3 separate regions of the Homo sapiens genome follow, and regions 2 and 3 are each linked to region 1. Evidence: chromatin contacts called from ENCODE Hi-C or POLR2A ChIA-PET data. All regions are on one chromosome and are shown on one strand. The core of a region is the stretch at or near the end of the contact, and the rest is flanking DNA. Distances in the headings are between cores, read along the strand shown. Region 1 holds the start of PEPD (peptidase D). Region 2 holds the start of RHPN2 (rhophilin Rho GTPase binding protein 2). Region 3 overlaps WDR88 (WD repeat domain 88).

Region 1 (3,603 bases), core at 531-3,030:
GAGCCATCATGCCATTGCACTCCAGACTGGGCAACAAGAGCAAAACTACGTCTCAAAAAAAAAAAAAGAAAGAGAAAAAGAAAAGCTCTCATTCCAGGATCCAGTCAGTTCCAGACTTGCTCCCGTCCAGACATCAGCTTGGTTCCTTCAGGAGAGCAGCAGGTCTCAGGCCAGCTTGGAATCCTGAACCCAAATGCAACCCCTGGCACTCCCTGTGAGCACCGAGCCAGCCTAACCAGAGAGACAGCACACCCACAGCTGGGCACCAGCCTGCTCAGTCTACCCTTTAAAAGGGTCACAGGCTGGATTCAAGGATCTGACCCTGAGTTCCTTGACACCCATCTGAGACTTTGTCTGCACTGTTCTCTACCTGAAGGGAGTCTCATTGCTGAAGGACTAGCACAAAAGTCACCCAGGAAGTGAAGCCTTCCCACACTTTATCTGAGCTCAGAGTCCATGCCCCTCCTTTGCAAATGGCAAGACCACACGGCAAGCAGATGGATGACAGAGTCCCATGTGTCCATCTGTTCCAGTGGCCTGTGAGTACCTTAAGGGAAGACCCACTGCTATTCCTGGAATATAGCAGGTGCCCACAAAATATTTGATTTGTATGCTCTAAGCTCCCTCAACCTTGGGGGCCAACTTAGAACCCACTTTCTGTTGCCATTTTCCCTGTATCTTAAAAAGAGAGATGCATTCAGTCCACTAGATCCCCCATTCTGACCTCAGTTTCCAACCTGGCATCTGGAATACTGCTCCCTCCTACACCATGCCCCCTCTACCCCACTGTACCACCAGACCCACACCTTCTCCCATTGAACTCACACATAGCTCAGGGGAGCCTAATCTTTAAAAAACAGATCAAGCAGCTTGTAACAAAACCCTTCCAGCCCATCAGGGCAAAGTCTGAAGCCGCCACCTGGAACACCACACCTTCCAACCAGCCCCAGGCATGCACCCCTGTCCCCAGAACACTCTGAACTCTCAACCTTTGTCCCTTACCCTGGGCTCAGATGCTCCCTATCTGGGAGATTCCGCCCAACGCTCTGGTGAACCCATCTGTCCACCCTTCCTCCCACTACGACCACTCAGCTTTCTTTCATTTAGCCCAGTATGGAGCACCTACTGTGTGCAAGGCACCGGGCTACTGAGAAGCAGGTAACATACCTGCCCTTGCACTCTAAATGCAGAGAAGATAAAGAACAAGTACAAACAATGCTCTATATAGTTTATCAGGTGATGATGAGGGCACAAAAAGTGGGATAGATGGTTAGAGAAGGATTCCCTGAGGGGGTGACATTTGGCCCCTGAAAGAAATGGGGAAGTGCCCTGCTGGGAAAAGGGAATTCCAAGTCCGTCTCGAATACCGCCTCCTCCGGGAAGCGCCCGGGTCCCTGGGGTCCTCGCAACGCCGCCCTCCTACCCGGGGGTCTTGGCAGCGAACATGCGTGTCGACCCCAGCCCCCACCGCAGCCGCACACGGTGGGGCCGCCAGACGCGGGCAGGTGGGGCCGGAGCCAGCCAGGAGGGTGGAGAGGAGCTGCGGCCCCCGCGCTGACCCTGACTCGGAGCGTGCAGCTCGCCGACCGGCGCTGGGACTCCGGGCCAACGGGAAGAGGCGCCTACCCGCGGCATTCAGCGACCCCGGCTGACGCTCTCACCCGCGGTCCGGCCGGGACACCCATGCCCCTCTCCACGCCAGCGGGAAAGAGCGAGGGAGGCGCAGCACTCACCCGGTGGCCGCCGCCATGTTCGCCCGGCACCGGCGTCACGTGAAGTGCGGCGTCAGCTGAGCCCCTCCGGGTGCCAATGCATGGGGCGGGGTAAGGGCGGGGCAGGGGGCGGGGCATGGAGTCCTTGACCCACCTCCTCCAGAGCCAAATTCCACGGGACGGGAAGGGGCGGTACCTGGGGAAGGGCGGAGCCCCGATGGGGCGGGGCTCCCGGAGATTGGGGGCCCAAGAGCTCGGCCAGGATAAATGAGCGGGCTGCCGGCTGCAGACAGTAGGTCGGGTTAGCGGGCAGCATCTGCAGCCTTTTCGTGGTGGGAGGGAGGTCCTGAAGCAGAGGACATCTTGATTCTGGTTCAGTCCCCGATCTGGCGTACCAGCCCACCCGGGAGAAGAACACATAGGAATAAAGAAACCACGTGGGAGGAGAGGAGGGAGACTGACCCAGGCTAGGGTCGGGGCAGAGGTGGCGATTTTTGTTTAAGAAGGGAAAGGGCTTGAGCAAAGGCCGTGGGGCAACTGGAGGACTCTAAATGTGCAGCGTCCAGGAGAATGTGCGCGAGAGAGGGGCAGCCTAAGGGAAGCAAGGGCCAGACCCTGCGGGGCCTCCACTGTGGGGCCTATGAGTTAAGTCTGGTAGGATCTTTTCTAGGTTTCCTGGGCTGCAGAATGGAGAAGCTGGAGGAAGGGAAGCCAGGGAGGAGGGCAGGCGAGAAGTGGGCACAGCCGAGAAGGGTTTAGGAGGGAGAGTCTGCCAGAAGGCTTACTCCTCTGCCCCACTGGGCACTGGTACTGGGTGCAGAGTCCTGCAGAGAAGGTGTAGGGACCCTGCAGCAGACGCTGCCCTCCCTACTGCCAACAGAGTCAGGGCATTACAAGCACGGCCCAAATGCGTTGCACATGTGAGCTCATAGAAACCTCACCACAGCCCTATGAGGTCGAGACTATCTTTAAGTCTATTATACAGATGAGGAAACTGAGGCCAGAGAGTGCTCACACAGAGGCTGAGCTCATGAAGCCATACCCTGAGGAGTGACCTCACTGCCCCTGTGAAGGAAGGGGGCCCCACACTGTTGGGGGAGGGCGTCCCTGGCGCCAAGGGTGTACAGATGTGTGTGGTGTACAGATGTGTGTGGACAGGTGGATGGGTGGCCCAGGATAGGCGTGTGGGGCTCCTGACCCCACCCTGCAGCTGTCCCACAGCTGGAAGTGGCTTCTGATCAAAGGTTGTGGGTTGGGGGATGCTTCTTGTTTCTTTATCGAAACAAGGATGTGGGTCACCATGGCCAGGCTGGTGGGAGCCAGGGGCTATGACTGGAGAAGCAGCTTCTGTTTGTCCCCATGAAGCAGGGAGGAGAATAGGCCCCTTAAATAGGAGCAAGGGAGCCAGCCATAAGCAGGGTAGTGAAGGGCACGTGGCACAGTTACCTGGAAGCCCAGTACCATCCCTGCTGTCCTCATCTGTCAGGAGAGAGCTAATGGGGCCACCTCACAGGGCTGCTAGAGGGTTTTACACTCAAACCTGCAGGCACAGCCAGAGACCAAAGCTGCCAGGAGGAATGTGGCCCCTCCAGACAGCCCCTCCCACCTCCCGGTCCCAGATAAGGAAAACGAGAGCTAATGGAAGAGGGGGGGCCTCATCCCTTCTACCCCTTCCCACAACACATGGACAATTTGCAGGGGTCCCTGACCTCCAGGCAAGGTCCAAGAGGAGCTCTCTCCACCCTCTTGCCAGTTTCCAGGAAGAAGAACAGAGGTAAGGATTCACACCCCACTGCCTGGCCTAGGGGCCCCTGAGAACTTCTAACACCCCTAGTTAAGCAGTAGGTCCGCCTTCAGCTTAAGAAACTCAACTCCCTAGTAAGTGGCGCTT
Region 2 (3,603 bases), core at 1,080-3,579, 460 kb before region 1:
CAGGAGTTCAAGACTAGCCTGGGCAACACGGTGAAACCCCGTTTCTACTAAAAATACAAAAAATTAGCCAGGTGTGGTGGCAGGCGCCTGTAATCCCAGCTACTTCGGAGGCTGAGGCAGAACTGCTTGAACCCCGGAGGCAGAGGTTGCAGTGAGCCGAAATCACACCACTGCACTCCAGCCTGAGCGACAGAGTGAGACTCTGTTTCATAATAATAATAATAATAATAATAATAATAATAATAATTAATAAATGAAAAACACCCAACTGTGCACCTTTCCTAGCTCTCTTGCCATCCACTCTTTCCCAGTGCGGAGCAAGAAGTCCTCCCCTGGGCTCACAGACACGGAGGGCTCCCACAGGAAAATGTGTTCTGGGAGGCTTGGGACCACCCCTCACAGGTGTGCTTCTCTTGCTGCCATTTTCCCCCAGGTGCTGCTGGAGTTCCAGAGCTACACCTGCTCAGAGAACAATCTGGGGAGGAAATGTCCCAGAAAGAGGCAGCAACTTGCGGGAGGCCACACAGCAATTTTGTGGGAGTGGCAGTCAGGCCCCGGGGCCCGAGGACAGACATAGGAATTCCCAGGCCAGGCCTCCTCCTGCAATTCCATGGCCTGTGATCCTCTGTCCCAAACGCCACACATAATTAGAAGTTATAATCCTGTAATTCCATGATGACATCTTTAAACTTAAATATACCTCAAAACTACTTTTTTTTTTTTTAATGCTAAAAGCAACTTCACAAAAAAGAAGTTTTCCCACTCTGCCCCACACTGTCCTGCCCAGGGCTCCTCACCAGTGAGCAAAGCCCACAGTCTCTCTGTGTCACCTGGGAGAAGGAGGAAGATGCCAAGACCATTTAAGAACTGGATCCTAAGGCTTTGAACAATTAAGAATTGATTCGTTTATGGGAAAGTTTCACTTCCCTATTTATAATTATGCACTGTCGTATCTATTATAAAAACGAAAATCAACAACAATCTCTCCACCCTCTCAGTGATCCCTGGCCAAGGGCCAAAAGCTATTTTTAGACTTGCTCAGGACCTAGAGGGAGGAAGGCTTGGAAGGCATCACCATGACTCCCGGCTCCAAAGCATCTTTGTAGCCCAGGCCCTGCCGCCTGCGGGTATCCCAGGGCCCCTGCTCCACAGGCTGGGGTCGCTTTTGAGGGACTGAGCTCCCTGACTGTTATCTTCTGGGCCCAAGAGCTCCTGGACATGCCAAGAACCTGCGAGGCCGGCACCCGCCACCCGCCGCCCGCCGCCCGCCGCCCGCCGCCAGCCCCCGCCAAGTCTCCCGGACAACAAGACAAATCCGCTTTGGCACACAGTGAGACGCACAAGACCGTGGGCCTCACCTGCGGTGCTCACGCCCTCCTGGACGACCCGGAGCGGAGGAGGGTGCAACGCCGGAGGCTCCCTCCCACCAGCAGCTCTCCCCTGCTCCCTGAAAAGTCCCACAGGCGGACTTTGGAAGCATTTTGGAGGCAAAAAGAGACCGCCGGCCGGGCGCAGTGGCTCACGCCTGTAATCCCAGCACTTTGAGAGACCGGGGCGGGAGGATCCCTTGAGCCCAAGAGTTCGCGACCAGTCTGGGCAACACAGCGATACCCCAGTTCTACAAAAAATTAGCGTGGCGAGGTGGCGCGCCTGCAGTCCCAGTTACTCGGGAGGCTGGGGCGGGAGGATCGCTGGAGGCCAGGAAGTCGAGGCTGCAGTGAGCTATAATCGCGCCACTCTACTCCAGCCTGGGCGACAGAGCGCCTAAAATAAATATGAGACCGCCAACACGCCTGGGATGGTCTGTCTCCACCCGCGCTCCCACCAAGCGCTCTTGCAACGCGCCCAGAGGCCAAGGGCGCCAGCGCAGCCAGGAACGGGTCCTTTCCCCAGGCACCAGGGATCGCAAGCGAGGGGTGGCGGGGGGTGGGAGGGGGGAGACCCAAGCACCCCTCCAGGTCCTCCGCCCGCACCTGCGCGGAGCGGCCACATGCGCCTCCCCTACTCCCCGCCCAGTCCCGGATGCCACCTGCCCGGGACGCCGGGGACATCGCCGCCCCCACTCCTCCCCGCCAGCCTCCGTCCGGCCAGCGCCGGCCCAGTGCGCCCCCTCCCCCTCCCGGCCTAGTGGACCCCGACTGCGCGCTCCCACGGCCCCTGCAGGGCCCGGGGGAAAGGAGGTCTGGAGCCCGCAGGTCCCCGCCCGCCCGCCCGAAGCCGCCCACCTTCCGAAAGTAGCCGTCGTTCTCCTTCTCCAGCGGCTGGGGGGCCGCGGGCAACAGCGCGTCGGTCATGCTAGCGGCGCGGGCGCGGAGGGCGGACGGCGGACTGAGGCGCGGCGGCTGAGGCTGGCCCGAGAGGACGTGCGGCCCCGCCCCTGTCCCCGCCCTTCCCCGCCCCTCCACTCCCACCCCGTCCCGCGGCCCTTCTAGCCCCGCCTGAGGCCGAGCACTGGAGCCCTGGAGACGCGCCCCGCCCCGTCGCGGGCCCCGAACCCGCGCCCCTTGAGGCGCTCGTCACCCGGAGAGCTGCGCCCTGGGCGCGGCGCCTCGGGGTTGTCTGTGGGCGTCGTGGCTGACTCAACTTTGCGAGTGCCGCGAGAGCGCAGGAAAGGCACTGGGGTCTCAGGGGCCGCAGCGAAGCCCTGGCTGTGGACCTGCACCCTGCCCTGGAGCCCGGGGAGTCAGTGAGGAAGGCGTGGATCCAGGCGCGTCCCTCCTGGGTGAAGCCCGTGCGCCGCGGGGGAAGGGGCCAGACTCGACGCCACGTCGAGGGCGCGGCGGGAGCTCTGGGCCCTGGGCCCGGCGGTTTGGAAAAGCTTTTCCCAAGAGGGGAGCCCATGGCGGAGGGAGCGTTGACTGCCCCGCCGAGCGCCTTGCCCGGACTACTCGGGCTTGTTGGCATGGGATCAACTCAGCCGATTCCCTGTCCGCGCTGCAAAGACGAGTGGGATCCGCTGGGCTCGCGGACTGCCCTGAGAGAGGGGACCAGGAGGGGTTTTGCGCCCCAGACACGGCAGATGTCCTTGAGCACAGTTCTTTTTTTTAAGAGATGGGACCTCGCTCTGTCGCCCAGGCTGGAGAGCAGTGTTGCGATCTCGACTCTTTGCAGCCTCGACCTCCCAGGATCAAGCGATGCTCCAGCCTCAGCCTCCCAAGTAGCAGGGGCTGCAGGCGCGGGCCAACGCGCCCGGCCTTTTTATTTATTTTTTTTATTTTTTTATTTGAGACGGAGTCTCGCCCTGTCGCCCAGGCTGGAGTGCAATGGCGCGATCTCGGCTCACTGCAACTTCCGCCTCCCGGGTTCAAGCGATTCTCCTGCCTCAGCCTCCCGAGTAGCTGAGACTACAGGCGTCCACCACCACACCCAGCTAATCTTCAGTAGAGACAGTTTCACCTTGTTGGCTAGGCTTGTCTTGAACTCCTGACCTTGTGATCTGCCCACCTCGGCCTGCCTCCCAAAGTGCTGGGATTACAGCTTTTGTTTTGTTTTGTTTTGTTTTGTTTTTAAATAGATGCGGGGTCTCACCATGATATCAAGGCTGGCCTCGAACTCCCGACCTTAAGTGATCCTCACTCGTCTCGCTCTGTCGCCCAGGCTGAA
Region 3 (3,603 bases), core at 1,104-3,603, 360 kb before region 1:
CCCCTTGTCTAAGTCCCACTGTGAGGCACCCTGCCAGCTTCTGTCCTTGGCTTTATGGGGTTCAGAATCACATGCAGTTGAGCCAAAATTGTGCCACTGCGCTCCTACACTCTAGCCTGGGTGACGGAGTGAGACTCTGTCTCAAAAAAAGAAAAAAAGAAAGAAAAAAAAAAGAATCACATGCAGTTAATCATTATTATTCCTGATTCTGTATTTGTGAAGTCACCTACTTGCTGATATTTATTTGTAAACCTAAAGTCAACATTCATGGCACTTTCAAGGTCACTCACAGATGTGAAGAGCAGCAAAAAATCTAAGTCACCTCCCAGCTGAGGTTGGACAAGGCAACACTCTGCCTTCTTGTTTCACCTCCCACGTGGTAAAATGTCCTTTTTGTGGTCTATTTAGTGCCACCATTTTTTTTTGTTGTTGTTTGTTTGTTTTGCTCCCTCTGTTGCCCAGGCTGGAGCGCAGTTGCGCGATCTTGGCTCACTGCAACCTCTGCCTCCTGGGTTCAAGCGATTCTCCTGCTTCAGCCTTCCAAGTAGCTTGGATTACAGGTGCGCACTACCATGCCTGGCTAATTTTTGTATTTTTGGTAGAGATGGGGTTTCGCCATGTTGTCCAGGCTGGTCTTGAACTCCTGTCCTCATGTGATCTGCCTGCCTCAGCCTCCCAAAGTGCTGGGATTACAGACGTGAGCCACCACACCTGGGCTTTCTTTTGCTTTTTGTTAGTGATTTTGCTGTGTAAAATGGCTCCCTTGGCCGTGTGTGGTGGCTCACAGCTTTAATTTCAGTGCTGGGGGGGTGCTGAGGCGGGAGTATTGCTTGAACCCAGGAGTTTGAGATCAGCCTGGGCAACATAGTGAGACCCCATCTCTACCAAAACAAAAAAAAAAAATTTAGCCAGGTGTGCTGGCACCTGCTTGTAGTCCCAGCTACTTGGTAACTGAAGTGGGAGGATTGCTTGAGACCAGGAGTTTGAAGCTGCTGTGAGCTGATTGCATCACTGCACTCTAGCCTGGGTGACAGAGCAAGACCTTATCTCTAAAAATAAATAAATAAATAAATAAATAAATAAATAAATAAATAAATAAATAACAAATAAAATGATCCCTAACCACAGTGCCGAAGTGCTGTTTGCCGTTCCTAAGCGCGAGAGTGCTATGATGGGGAAAATGCATGCATCCATTCAGGCATGAGTTACAGCTGTTGGTTGTGAGTTCAATGTAAACAAATCAACAGTATATATGCAATAAGGTGTCTTTAAACAGAAACACACATAAAACAAAGTTACGTACTGATCAACTGATGAGAATGTGACCAGAGCTCGCAGGAAACTGACCCTGTATTTCCCCTAGGAGCGATGGTTCAGTATTCACTAATTCAGTGTCTGCAAAAACTGCAGAGGCCCCCAACCTTTCTGGCGCCAGGGACAGGTTTCATGGAAGACAACTTTTCCACAAATGGGAGCTGTGGAGGATGGTTTCGGGATGACCCAAGTGTATTACATTTATTGTGCCCTTTATTTTTATTATTATTACATTGTAATATATAGTGAAATAATTATACAAGTCAGCATCATGTAGAATCAGTGGGAGCCCTGAGCTTGTTTTCCTGCAACTAGATGGTCCCATCTGGGGGTGATGGGAGACAGTGACAGATCATCAGGCATTAGATTCTCATAAAGAGTGCACAACCTAATCCCTCGCATCCGCAGTTCACAATAGGGTTCATGCTCCCGTGAGAATCGAATGCTGCAGCTGATCTGACAGGAGGCCGAGCTCAGGTGGTAATACGAGCGATGGGGAGTGGCTGTAAATACAGATGAAGCTTTGGCTTGCTTGCCTACCACTCACTGTCTGCTGGGTGGCCTGGTTCCCAACAGGCCATGGATTGGTACCAGTCTGTGGCCCAGGGACTGGGGACCCCTGTCATAGAACATGACTACTGTAAATGATAAGAATCAGCTGTAATTGGCTTGGGGTCGTGGAGCCACTCCAGGAAGGGGTTTCAGTGTTGTCAGAGTGAGATGAGGTGGTGCCTCGCCAAGGCATCTTCAGCTGGCTTTGGGCTCACTTGGCTTGGAAAGTTGACCCCCATCTCCACCCTTTCATTTTCTGTTGCAGGCTCTTTTCTCATTTCTGGAGGGTTTGATAGGACTGTGGCTATTTGGGATGTAGCAGAAGGCTACCGGAAGCTCTCTTTGAAGGTACATGTGGCCAGCATGAGATTGAGGATCTGAACTTCCCTCCCGAGTCCTTCCTGTGCTCAATGCTGGTTGCTGGGGACACAGCTGTGAGTGACACAGGCCTTGATGCCTCTGTGGGCTGATGAAGGACAGACAGGAAGCCAGCAAACACACCACCGACTGTGAGGAGTGAAATGGAGAAACCACAACAGGGTGACATGATGGGGACAGAGGCGGGGGACCCATCCACATTGCATGGGCAGAGCTTCCTGGAGAAGGAGGTGTTTGAGCTGAGAACAGAAAGGACTACATAAGTGGGGATCTTGAAGAAGAAGGGCAGTCCAGGCAGATGGAACAGCTGATGCAAAAACCCTGAGGTGGGAGTGTCTAAGAACAGCAGAAGTTACTGTGCAGGCCTGGGCACTGTGGCTCACTCCTGTAATCCCAGTACTTTGGGAGGCTGAGGTGGGCGGATCACCTGAGGTCAGGAGTTTGAGACCAGCCTGGCCAACATGGTGAAACCCCCGTCTCTACTAAAAATACAAAAATCAGCCGGGTGTGGTGGTGCAAACCTGTAGTCCCAGCTACTTGGGAGGCTGAGGTGGGAGGATCGCTTGAACCCGGGAGGCGGAGGTTGCACTGGGCCAAGATTGTGCCACTGCACTCCAGCCTGGGCGATAGACTGAGATTCTGTCTCTAACAAAACAAAACAAAACAAAAAACAGAAATTACCTTGAAGAGAGACGCATGCCCTAGTGAGGCATGCACAGAAAGCTTGGGGTTCCAAAATGGGGATGTCAACTGAATGCTCTGGGCTACAAGTGAGAGGATGAGAGGAGCCCCAACTCAGAGTGGCTCTATGATACGGGGATGTGTTATCCAACACAGCAAGAACCCACAATTGCCTCATGCTGTGCCCCTGTTCCCCCAAGGGGCCCCACACCCCAGGATTTCTGCATACTCCCTGGTTTCACGATCTCACTGTCACCTTTGGCTGTGAATGCGTGCATCCCTGATTCTTGGTCTTTCTGTTCCCAGGGACACAAAGTAGACATGTGTCCTTGAGCAGCCCATATTCAGGTCCCTGGGGCTGGTCTATCTGAGCTGTCTTCTCCTAGGACTTGGGGAGACAAAGCGAGTTTCCTCACAGCAAATAAACGGATTAAAATGGAATGTTAAACCTCTCTGTGCTTAAAGTCCCTCTGTCATCTAGGCACAGTGGCTCATGCCTGTAATCCCAGCACTTTGGGAGGCTGAGGCTGGAGGATCATTGGAGGTCAGGAGTTCGAGACCAGCCTGGCCAACATAGTGAAACACCATCTCTACTAAAAATACAAAAATTAGCCAGGTGTGGTCATGCCCACCTGTAGTCCCAGCTACTTGGGAGGCTGAGGCATAAGAATCTCTAGA

What was found. Hi-C counts contacts between places; a loop is a spot of excess contacts on that map. ChIA-PET counts read pairs that join two places held with the same protein, here RNA polymerase II (POLR2A). Pooled maps may share reads with other maps.
Region 2: a map with no recorded cell type shows a loop between it and region 1 (5-fold over the local background). The contact joins the promoter of RHPN2 here to the promoter of PEPD in region 1. A Hi-C loop is called at or near these places in 1 of 37 single-sample maps with no recorded cell type and 1 of 50 pooled maps. POLR2A ChIA-PET finds 5 or more read pairs at or near these places in 1 of 52 experiments (PC-3).
Region 3: a loop to region 1 is called in a pooled map, with 4 times the contacts of the local background. The contact joins the enhancer-like site here to the promoter of PEPD in region 1. A Hi-C loop is called at or near these places in 8 of 168 maps with a recorded cell type or tissue (B cell, CD4-positive, alpha-beta T cell, CD4-positive, alpha-beta memory T cell and 5 more), 10 of 37 single-sample maps with no recorded cell type and 22 of 50 pooled maps. POLR2A ChIA-PET finds 5 or more read pairs at or near these places in 6 of 52 experiments (A549, CD4-positive, alpha-beta memory T cell, GM10248 and 3 more).

What each region holds. Positions count from the first base shown.
Region 1 is chr19:33,520,011-33,523,613 of GRCh38, forward strand. PEPD (peptidase D) reads right to left here and starts at 1,781. Exons shown (of 15, transcript NM_000285.4): 1 at 1,734-1,781. The coding sequence starts at 1,750. LOC105372370 (a long non-coding RNA gene) reads left to right here and starts at 1,924. Exons shown (of 3, transcript XR_935918.3): 1 at 1,924-2,004; 2 at 3,411-3,486. RefSeq lists enhancers at 1,082-2,045, 2,046-3,008 and a silencer at 1,791-1,990.
Region 2 is chr19:33,062,559-33,066,161 of GRCh38, forward strand. It overlaps RHPN2 (rhophilin Rho GTPase binding protein 2), which reads right to left and starts at 2,330. Exons shown (of 15, transcript NM_033103.5): 1 at 2,226-2,330. The coding sequence starts at 2,294. RefSeq lists enhancers at 1,024-1,652, 2,865-3,364 and silencers at 1,938-2,157, 2,218-2,717.
Region 3 is chr19:33,158,283-33,161,885 of GRCh38, forward strand. WDR88 (WD repeat domain 88) reads left to right here. Exons shown (of 11, transcript NM_173479.4): 8 at 2,132-2,214. It overlaps LOC124904691 (a long non-coding RNA gene), which reads right to left. Exons shown (of 2, transcript XR_007067228.1): 2 at 1,489-2,373. Among named protein-coding and RNA genes, the nearest start is that of TRT-AGT1-3, 17 kb to the right of the region's middle. RefSeq lists enhancers at 2,221-2,630, 2,974-3,143 and a cis regulatory region at 3,059. Within about 2 kb of position 2,354, at least 4 of the 41 ENCODE cell types and tissues checked have a DNase peak (open chromatin) inside an H3K27ac peak, as active enhancers do; they include CD4-positive, alpha-beta T cell and CD8-positive, alpha-beta T cell, where a contact is called at or near this core.